Linked DNA regions of Homo sapiens: region 1 is linked to region 2. Evidence: chromatin loops called from intact Hi-C (ENCODE). Cell type or tissue: breast epithelium. All regions are shown on one strand. Links, peaks and the distances in the headings refer to the core of each region. The heading gives the core; the rest is flanking DNA. Region 1 has its middle 4.8 kb from the start of LINC02714. Region 2 has its middle 55 kb from the start of LINC02714.

Region 1 (4,396 bases), core at 331-4,330, 59 kb before region 2:
GGACAACGGCACTCTGGGCTTCCACGCACCGGGCTCTCCTGTTACGCAGCGCCCCCGCCCCCACCCCGCCCAGGACTTCTCCTCTTTATTTTGAGATATTTTTCTTTGGTTCTGATTCCCAGGCTGCTTTCTGGCTACACAACTCTGTCTCCTCCAGACCAGAATTCTGGTTCCCGTGCTGGGTCTCGGGGACCATGGTGAACGCTGCCTGTCATGGAAACTTCAGAGGGCTTCCCACTCATCGTGTGACTGTCTTAAAGCAAGTGACAGCAAGTGCTGGGCGGAGCCTCAGATTACCTGGTGTAGCAAGACCCACTTTCTGATATGGAGAAAACAAGAAAATTTAGGTGCAGAGGACTGAGGAGCAGGTGCAGGGGCCATGCACAGTGGGCCTGGAACCTCCTGTGATCCGCCAGCACCTGCAGGAGATGGGCCACACTCCATCACACGGTTGGTACTGAGCCCAAAGATATGAGAAGCAGGCCATGGTGACCAAGAGGAGGTGAGGCCTGCCTGTGTGCGGTGAGGCACAGGGAGTGCTGAATGGAAGCAAAACACACAGGGACCTCCTGCCGGGAGTGGGCAGGAAGGAGAGGCAGATTCACCCACACCGAATGATGTCGCTGAGGCTCTCTCTGGGGTTATGCTAAAGGGCCTCATAGAACCAAACAGCAATGATTTCCTGGGTCTCTCATCCTGGAACCCCAATAAATTAGTGGCCTCTAATATCTGAATGTGCATACCCCATTAAAATTATAAGTGGCTTCTCCTGCTCTAGGGAGCTTACAGGCAGATGGAGGGGCAGGCGAGGCTGTCTCAGGAGAGGCGAAGCTCTAGGCTGGACATGCACACTGGGACTAGAATTCAGTGACGGATGAACTCTGGGATGTTGAGGCACATGTAGGGTGCAGAGGAGGCCAGGGCTCTGCAGTAGGACCATACCCTTGATTCTGGAGAGGGCCTCCATCAGCAGCTGGATGTCACTGGCTAAGAACCTTTGTTGGGGCTCTGCCACCCACATTTGTCTTGACCTTGAATGAGCCACTCCTCTCCAGGGTGTGTGCATTTGGGCTATGCCTCCTTCAGAGGTGGCCGCAGGTGGACTGGCCCTTTGAACACAGGTTCATGGTTGAACACAGGTTCATGGAAAAGGAAGAATCCTTCATTTTCATCCCCTATTCAGCCATCAGCAGGGCCCAGAGCCCTTCTCCATGTTGCTTGTGCAAACACAGTGTTTCCAGCTCATAAGGCAGGGCGGTTCCTGGATTTGCAGCCCCAGGACTCTCCACCAGCTCAAGCACACCTTGGTTTCGTAGGTGTCAGCTGCCTTCATTGCATCATAATTCATGCTTGCTGATCTTTACTTGATAGGCATTTTAACAGTCTTGGAGCCGTGTGACTTGCAAAAGGCCCAGTTAAAAGGGACTCAGATGAGGCCTTGGAGCCTGCAGCTTCACCCAGGAGCACCTGTGAGTGGTGCGAGAGGGGCAGACAGTGAGAACAGAGGGCTGGGGCCTGGGGAAGTTCTTGGGAGCCCCCGTCGCCCCTTCGTGCTTTCTCTCCCCTTGGTGCTTTCACAACCTCTTTCCAGGTGTGCTGGGTGCCCAGGGGCTTTCGCTTTCCCAGGGTCTGGATTTCCGGGTTGTGCCCCTGTTTTATCTTTACTGGGTTTCTCCCAACGGTAAGGTATGTTTCCTTCATTTTCCATTCCAGCAGGATACTGCTTTTGGCTTGCTGTCCAATGCTGGGGAAAATGAAAGCATTAACTCACAAGGCAAGTTCCAAAGGTGCAGGGCGGCTTCTGGAATATATGGCCCTGAGGGTAGCAGACACATGGGAGGGAAGGTATGAAATCCAAATATGGATTCTTATGAGGAATTTCAGGTATTCTGGCAGGCTGACAGCTGAAATATTTAATTGAAAAAATATTTCCCAGCTTCCTCAATTCACAGCACAGAGTTCTGCCCTCTCAGCCTAAACAAGAGGCAGGCCCTCCTGGTGGCTGCCCCTCTCCTGAATGCCTCACAGGAGCCTGTCTCAGTCTGGGGCTGTGCTGAGCTACCTCTTAGCAGTTTCTTTAGTCATTTTAAGGTAGGGTTTCCTGGGTCAGCCAGAGACGTGCATATCTAAAAGTCTCTTATGTCTGCATGGCTAAAGGCTCATGATTTGTAAGGCTAATGAGGTTTATAGAACATTTAACAGAGTTTTTTGAAAATTTGGAAACAATGCAGCCGTTATCTTTGAGAGCATCCTTGCCCTTGAGTTTCCCAGCTGAGATCTCCTCCCTGGGGTCTGGCTTCTCTCATCTCTTTGAATTGCACACAGGCTTCCAGTGGACAGCACCTGCTGCTCTGCCAGCCCCAGCCAAACCTCTCCTTGCTCAGTTTTATCCTGTTCCTAGGAGGAAACTGGTCTTTCCTTGGCCTTAATAAAAGCCCAAATCCATGCACTTCACAAGACCAGTCCCCAGCTGGCCCTTTTCCATGGTTTAGAATCTTTGGCCAAAAGTTGACTGTGTTTGTCATCTCCTGCTGGACTGTCGGCTCTGGGGCTAGAAAAGCCTGGAGAGATGGGTAAGAGCCAGGACAAAGAAACAGAAGACTTTTCTTGCAAAGAATAAAAGGTATGTATTCATTTATTTAATAACCATTGATGATGTGCCTGCATGGTGCTGCACATACCTTGGGGAGGAGGGGCAGAGGCTTTGCGCCTAGACGACTCAGCATGTAGCTTAACAAAGAAATAACCTGGAGAACAATAGCCCACAGTGTGGGGCTCCGGCATGCTGAGCACTGGAGCTAAAGGAGCCTGGCAGGCTTCAGAAGCCGAGCTCTGAGTGCCTCTGCCTCAGACCCGTTCCCTGCTGACGTGAGTCACAGAAGCCAGAATCCTCTTCCCCATGGCAGCCATGGAAGCAAGGACCTCCTCTCCCACAAAGCGAGCCCTGAAACCTAGTGAGAAAGAAAATAAAGTTTCAATCTGAGGAACATGAGAAATTATCAGGCCTTGGGAGGTGTTAAAATGAGAGAGGAGTCATGCCGCAGGCACCTTGAGGTAAGTAATCATTTCAAAGCCACCTGGTGTGTGGACTCAGGACTGAGTGTTGCCACCAGTAGCTATAAATTAATCTAACAAGAATGGCCATCCTACACTGGACACCATAACTCACATCCTGTCATTCAACAATATATAACCAATAACTAATCAATGTCATTTCTGCAAGCCAATTAGAATTCCTGACCAACAACTTGTGTAATCACCCCCTTTCCTGATTCATCCTTTTTTCTTTAAAAATTTGAGCCTCTCCTTTGTTCCCTGAGCACTTCACAGTGTGTCCCGGACTGTGAAGTGCTCAACCTTGGCCCAAATAAACTCTCTGCATTAAATTTGCCACAGTTTCCTTCTTTACGTAGACAATAGACAAGTGTAAACCAAAAGGTATCTGAGACAGGTCCGCATCCACTTAGAGGTTTGTTTTGTCCAACCACCTCGGGTACACATGCCATGGGCCATGACACAGCCTCAGAAGAACGTGTGCCCAAGGTGGTCTGGTGATAGCTTGGTTTTCTACATTTTGGGGAGACAGAAGTTCCAGGCCAAGATATAAATCAATACTTGTATGATGTACATTGGCAAGCCCAGAGAGGCAGGACAGCTCGAAGAAGGGGGCTTCCAGGTCAAGGGGGGTTCAAAGATGTGCTGATTGGTAGCTGTTTGAAAGAGTTAAGTCCTGCTTGGAGAGTGAAACTCAGCATAAAGAAATGCTTAAGTTTACATAAGGGGGTTGTGGAAGACAAGGTTCTTGTCTTATAGTTGAAGCCTCCAGGTAGCAGGCTTCAGAGAGAATAGATGTGGAAGGTCTCTTATCACACCTCAAAAGGTGTCAGACTCTCTGGAAAGACCTAGTAAGGGAAGGAGACTCTCTATAGAATGTAGATTTACCCCACAAGAGACAGCTTTGCAGAACCGCTTCAACATCTTCGACATATGTCAAATAAATGTATTTTGGGATAAAATACTTTGACTTCTTCCAGGGCCTGCTATGTGTCATATGATGCTATACCAGAGTCAGGCTAGAATTTGGAATCTCATGGCTACAAAGAGTCTGCTTGTCTGTCTTCAGATCTCTGTTTTTGTGTTAGTGCCGATCAGTTGTGTCTAAACTCCAAAGGGAAGAGGGGATAGCGAGGCGTGTCTGATCCCCTCTTCTGGTTACATCCTGAACTAGCTTTTCAGGTTTCTTGGAGGTCCGCTAAGCCAAGAGGAGGGTCTATACAGTCGGTGGGGTCTCAGAATTTTATTTTTGGTTACAAAGTTCACTCTCTCCCTTCTCCCTTGAGAGCCCTCATTCCAGAGGGGTCCTGCCCATACCCAGGAGGCCGAAATGCTATGCAGA
Region 2 (4,396 bases), core at 70-4,069:
AAAAAAAAAAAAAAAAAGAGGTTATGTGGAAAATATGAAACTGATGAGTTAATTGATGATTTCAATAAATTACTGTTAACAATTTCAGGTGTGGTAATGGTACTGTAGTTATGTTTGTAAGACAGGCTCTTGCTAACATTTTTGGAAAAATTGGGAAAGCGTGAATATGGATAGTAAGTAGACATCAGTGTTAAGCTTCTTAAATGGAACCACTGAAGTGTGAGTATGTATTGTAACACTTGTGTTTAGGAGACAGATGCTGGCACATTGAGGGCCAACTTGTCCTGATGTGTGTTCTTGATTTTCACATACTTTAGATACATGATTATATGCATGTGTATGTTTGTTTTTTTAATAATAATTGAAAGAAGATCTTTCTATCTTTTAGAGCTATATAACAAAAATACTTCCAAATAAAATGGTGTGATTTGCTTCAAAATGATCGATATATTGTAGAACATGATACTAATAAACTATATACTAAGTGGCTTTCAATTACAAGGAAGCAGGTCAAAGTGCAACCTGATGAATTTTTAATTACAACGATATTTCTGTCCAGAATTCTTGTTAGCCCTGGAAGAGTGGCCTCAAATCATGGCCGCAGGCAACTATGAGAGCTCGAAAGGACCACGGCACTGAGCCACCACTTCCCAAGCTGGACAATCAGTAGAGTGGGAGCGTGGTGAGCACCGGGCTTTTATCTCGCTCCCAGCCTAGGGCTGAGCATTGTGGATCACCACCTGGGAGGCAGGAGAGCGACGGAATCTTTAGGAGAGAGGCCACTCACCTGGCTCCAATCAGGGGACTGTCAAGGGCAGAAGTCCCCGATGCTCAGCCCTCCAGTGATGTGTGCAGGGTGCCTGCTCTGCAAGGTGCACTCATAACAGGATTTTTTCATTTTTTGAACTTTGTATGATGTAAGATTTTAAAAATACACACAAAAAGAGGGTGAACAGAACAGTGAATCTTCTTGTACTTATCACAGAGCTTCAACAGTTTATCCAAATTCTCCATATTTGCCAATTAAATTGTCAATTAAATTTGCCAAATTTAATTGACATCTCCACTTTTCTTTTTCTGCGGTATTTGAAAGCAAATCCCCAAACATTCTATCATTTGTTCTGTAAGTACATCACCAGGTATCTCTAACTAATCATAATATTTCCCCATAAACTCCTTTCCATTGTAACACTTCAATTTTTAATTATAAATTTATAATTATCAACTTTAATTCCTAAATGAACATTTTAATTATAAATATATAATCTGATACCAGCCCCTGTTCAAATTTCCCTGATTGTCTCAGAGGTGCCTTTCTGCAGTTGGTTTCTTAGCAGCGCCCAAAGCCCACCAACTGCATTTGACCATCTACCTCTTCAATCTCTCTCCCTCTGAGACGGTCCCTGACTCCTCTCTGTTTTTTTCTTTGTTGCTGCTTTATTGGAGAAATGCATCATTTTCCATGTAGAAGGTCTCACACTCTGGATTTGGTGGTTTGCTTTGCTGTGTAGTGTACCAACTCGTGTTTTCAGCCCTGCAGTTATTATAATCGGATCATTGGAGCTAGACCGGCTCTACTCAGTCTCCATTTTCGAGGGCAGGGATGCCATCGTGGTGGTGCTGGGACCTTCCTCTCTCATCACACAGTAAGCCAGCTGCTGTCTGCTTGTATCACTTTCAGTGACTCAAAGACTGATTCCTTTAAAAAAATAAAAAAAAAGATCAGTGTGCTCCGTGTTTCTCTGCTCTCTCCATTAAAAAATTCCATCGTTTTTTCCACTAGTGGTTTTAACATCCATCAATGGGTATTATTTTATTTGAAGTTTCAAAATGTTGATTTTCCAATTCTATACTTTACTTCTGTATTCATAGATTGTATTTCTTTAGAAAGAATAGCTTTGTATTGATACATAATAGTTGTACATATTTATGGGGTACATGTGATATTTTGATACACGCATACAATTTGCAGTGATCACACCAGGGTAAATGGGATCTCCATCATTTTAAACATTTATCCTTTCTTGTTGGAAACATCCCAAATATTCTCTTCTAGCTATTTTTGAAAAGTACAGTAAATTATTGTTAACCATAGTTGCCCTATTGTGCTGTGAAACACTAGAACCTAATCCTTCTATCTAGCTATAATTTTGTACTCATTAACCAACCTCTTTTCATCTCTCCCCCTTCCCCCACCACCCTTCCCGGTCTCTGGTACCCACTATTCTATTCTTCCACTCTCTACCTCCTTGAGATTGATGGGTTTAGTTCGTGGGTACAAGTGAGTACATGAAACATTTGTAAAAAGGAAAATTTTTCTTCAACTATGGCTAATTTGAAATACAAACTTGTAAAGTTTAAACTTGTAAAGCATAAATGTGTGTAATAAAGATTATTTTTAGTTTTCAAATTTTGTATTAATGTGTTCATTTTATAATGACTGGGTCCATCAAACACTTAAATAATTTATTAAGAATTCCTGGATTTGTATATTTGATAATTTGATGTGTTTCAATCTGTTGCAGGCATTATTCATCTTATGGTCAAATTGTTACATCTTAGGCCAGCGGTGCTTTCTTCAGCAAATGACTGTGTCTTTTTGTTTTCAAACATTTTATTTTGAGAAACGTTAAGCATATTTTGTGTCTTTTCTGACATGACACTAACAGGCTCATTCATCTTTATCCTTTCTGGCACAATAATAGCTTCCAGGCTTATCTTGTACATTCCTTGCTCAGACCTAGAAGCTGACATTTCCTGAAAGATTCCAGGTCCCTGTATAGTGGGAAGAAAAAGGCACAGGCCAGGTTCCAGATATGTGGAATGCATTATTCTATTTACTCTTTACAATAACCCTGAAATGTACCTATGATAATTATCTAACTTTCCTATAGATGAAAAATCTGAATTTCAATTTGACACAAATTGTTGTCAAGATCACATTGATATGTGACTATTCAAGGCAGTTTTACTCATCACAGCCAAACTTGGAAACAACCCAAATATCCATAAACTGGCAAATGGTGAAAAACGATATATTCGTACACCGATATACTGCTTGGTAATAAAAAAAGGAACACACCGATACACAAAATGACATGGATGAATCCCAAAAACAGTATGTTGGGATGTATGAACTAATCAATTCATACTGATTTGTTTGTGTAAAATTTTAGGGTTTGAAAAACTCATCTACAATTACCTGGAGCATGAATAGGAATAGGGAGAAATGGGCTGCAAAGGGCATGAGGAACTTTTCAGGGTGAGGAGAAGGCTCTGTACCGGGTGGTGGTCACACAGGTGTACGTTTATCAAACCACGTCACAGTGCATGGCTGTGCATAATCAGACGAAAGTTAGAACTAACTCAGGTTGATTTTAAAAAGCCAACCAAGGGTGTGCCCTAATGATAGCTGCAGTGGACCGTGGGGTCTTCTCTGTAGGGGCCTCTGAGACCCTTACAGTACGACGCCAGAGCTGTTTACCTGAAGGAGAGGAGAGGTGGGGATTTACACACCAGCTGCTGTCTCCCCCGGCTGAGGGTTGCCCCTGCAGGTGTCAGATTCCCTGTGCTTTTGAGCTGAATCTGCCTGGTTTACCATCAGGCCTGGCAAACCTGTGGTTTGGCCCTGAGCCTCTCCCAGCCTGTAACACAGCACACAGATGCAGCGAGTCATACTTAGTGATAACAACATCGATGACACGGGCAGTAGCAATGACTGATGGGGTTGGCTCCTCCTGCCCTCTGCAGAAGCTGCTCTTTCTGGGGACAGCATGATGGGGCGCTGTCGGGTGAGGTTAATATTTTCAAACCCATACACCAAGTTTTCATCTTTTCCTGTCTTCACGTGTGACTTAGGTGAATTGCCCAAGTCTTCTGAAACAGGGTTGTCAGATGAGAAATGATATTTAAACATATCTTAACAGCACTTGCTAAAAATTAGTATTGTTCTTGTTTCGAAATATCTGCATTAGGAAGATTTGAGAGGCAGCTTCTATCTCAAAATATAATTAAAGCTAATTTTGAATTGACTTGCTATTTGATTTCCCATTAATATTCTCAGAGTAACAAGTTCATAGACACCCAAGGTCCATTAACCTGCACCCATTACCGGCTGCTCACAGGCACCTCACCATTACCTGGAGGGTGTGGCTTGAATTTGCCCTGCTGGATCCCAGGGTCACTATGATTTCTTCCCTCAGGTTTCTTCATTGTGTTTTAAAAAAAGCCTATACTATGCATGTGCTATTTTGTTTCTGAATTGCTTTATGGGATTAGTTAACACTGCTTGTTTAGGAAGCAGCTTAGCTGGCTCTCCTGCCGAGTGTCACAAGGTATTAAGAAAGGTCATGTTCCCATTCTGCTGCAATGGTCCGTGTGTTACATCTGAATACTT

Evidence for each region. Hi-C counts contacts between places; a loop is a spot of excess contacts. Peaks named below come from ENCODE experiments on the same cell type or tissue, not always from the same donor. Only the 100,000 strongest peaks of a DNase experiment are listed, where the experiment ranks them.
Region 1: it touches region 2 in a loop (19-fold over the local background); 4 of 110 quality-filtered maps call a loop at or near these places.

Annotation. Positions count from the first base shown.
Region 1 is chr11:134,728,985-134,733,380 of GRCh38, forward strand. No RefSeq gene overlaps it. Among named protein-coding and RNA genes, the nearest start is that of LINC02714, 4.8 kb to the right of the region's middle. RefSeq lists an enhancer at 392-1,008. In breast epithelium, for the core only: no CTCF peak of the experiment used is centred there; DNase peaks (open chromatin) are centred at 1,827 and 2,767; H3K27ac peaks cover 1,077 bases.
Region 2 is chr11:134,788,573-134,792,968 of GRCh38, forward strand. No RefSeq gene overlaps it. Among named protein-coding and RNA genes, the nearest start is that of LINC02714, 55 kb to the left of the region's middle. In breast epithelium, for the core only: no CTCF peak of the experiment used is centred there; no DNase peak of the experiment used is centred there.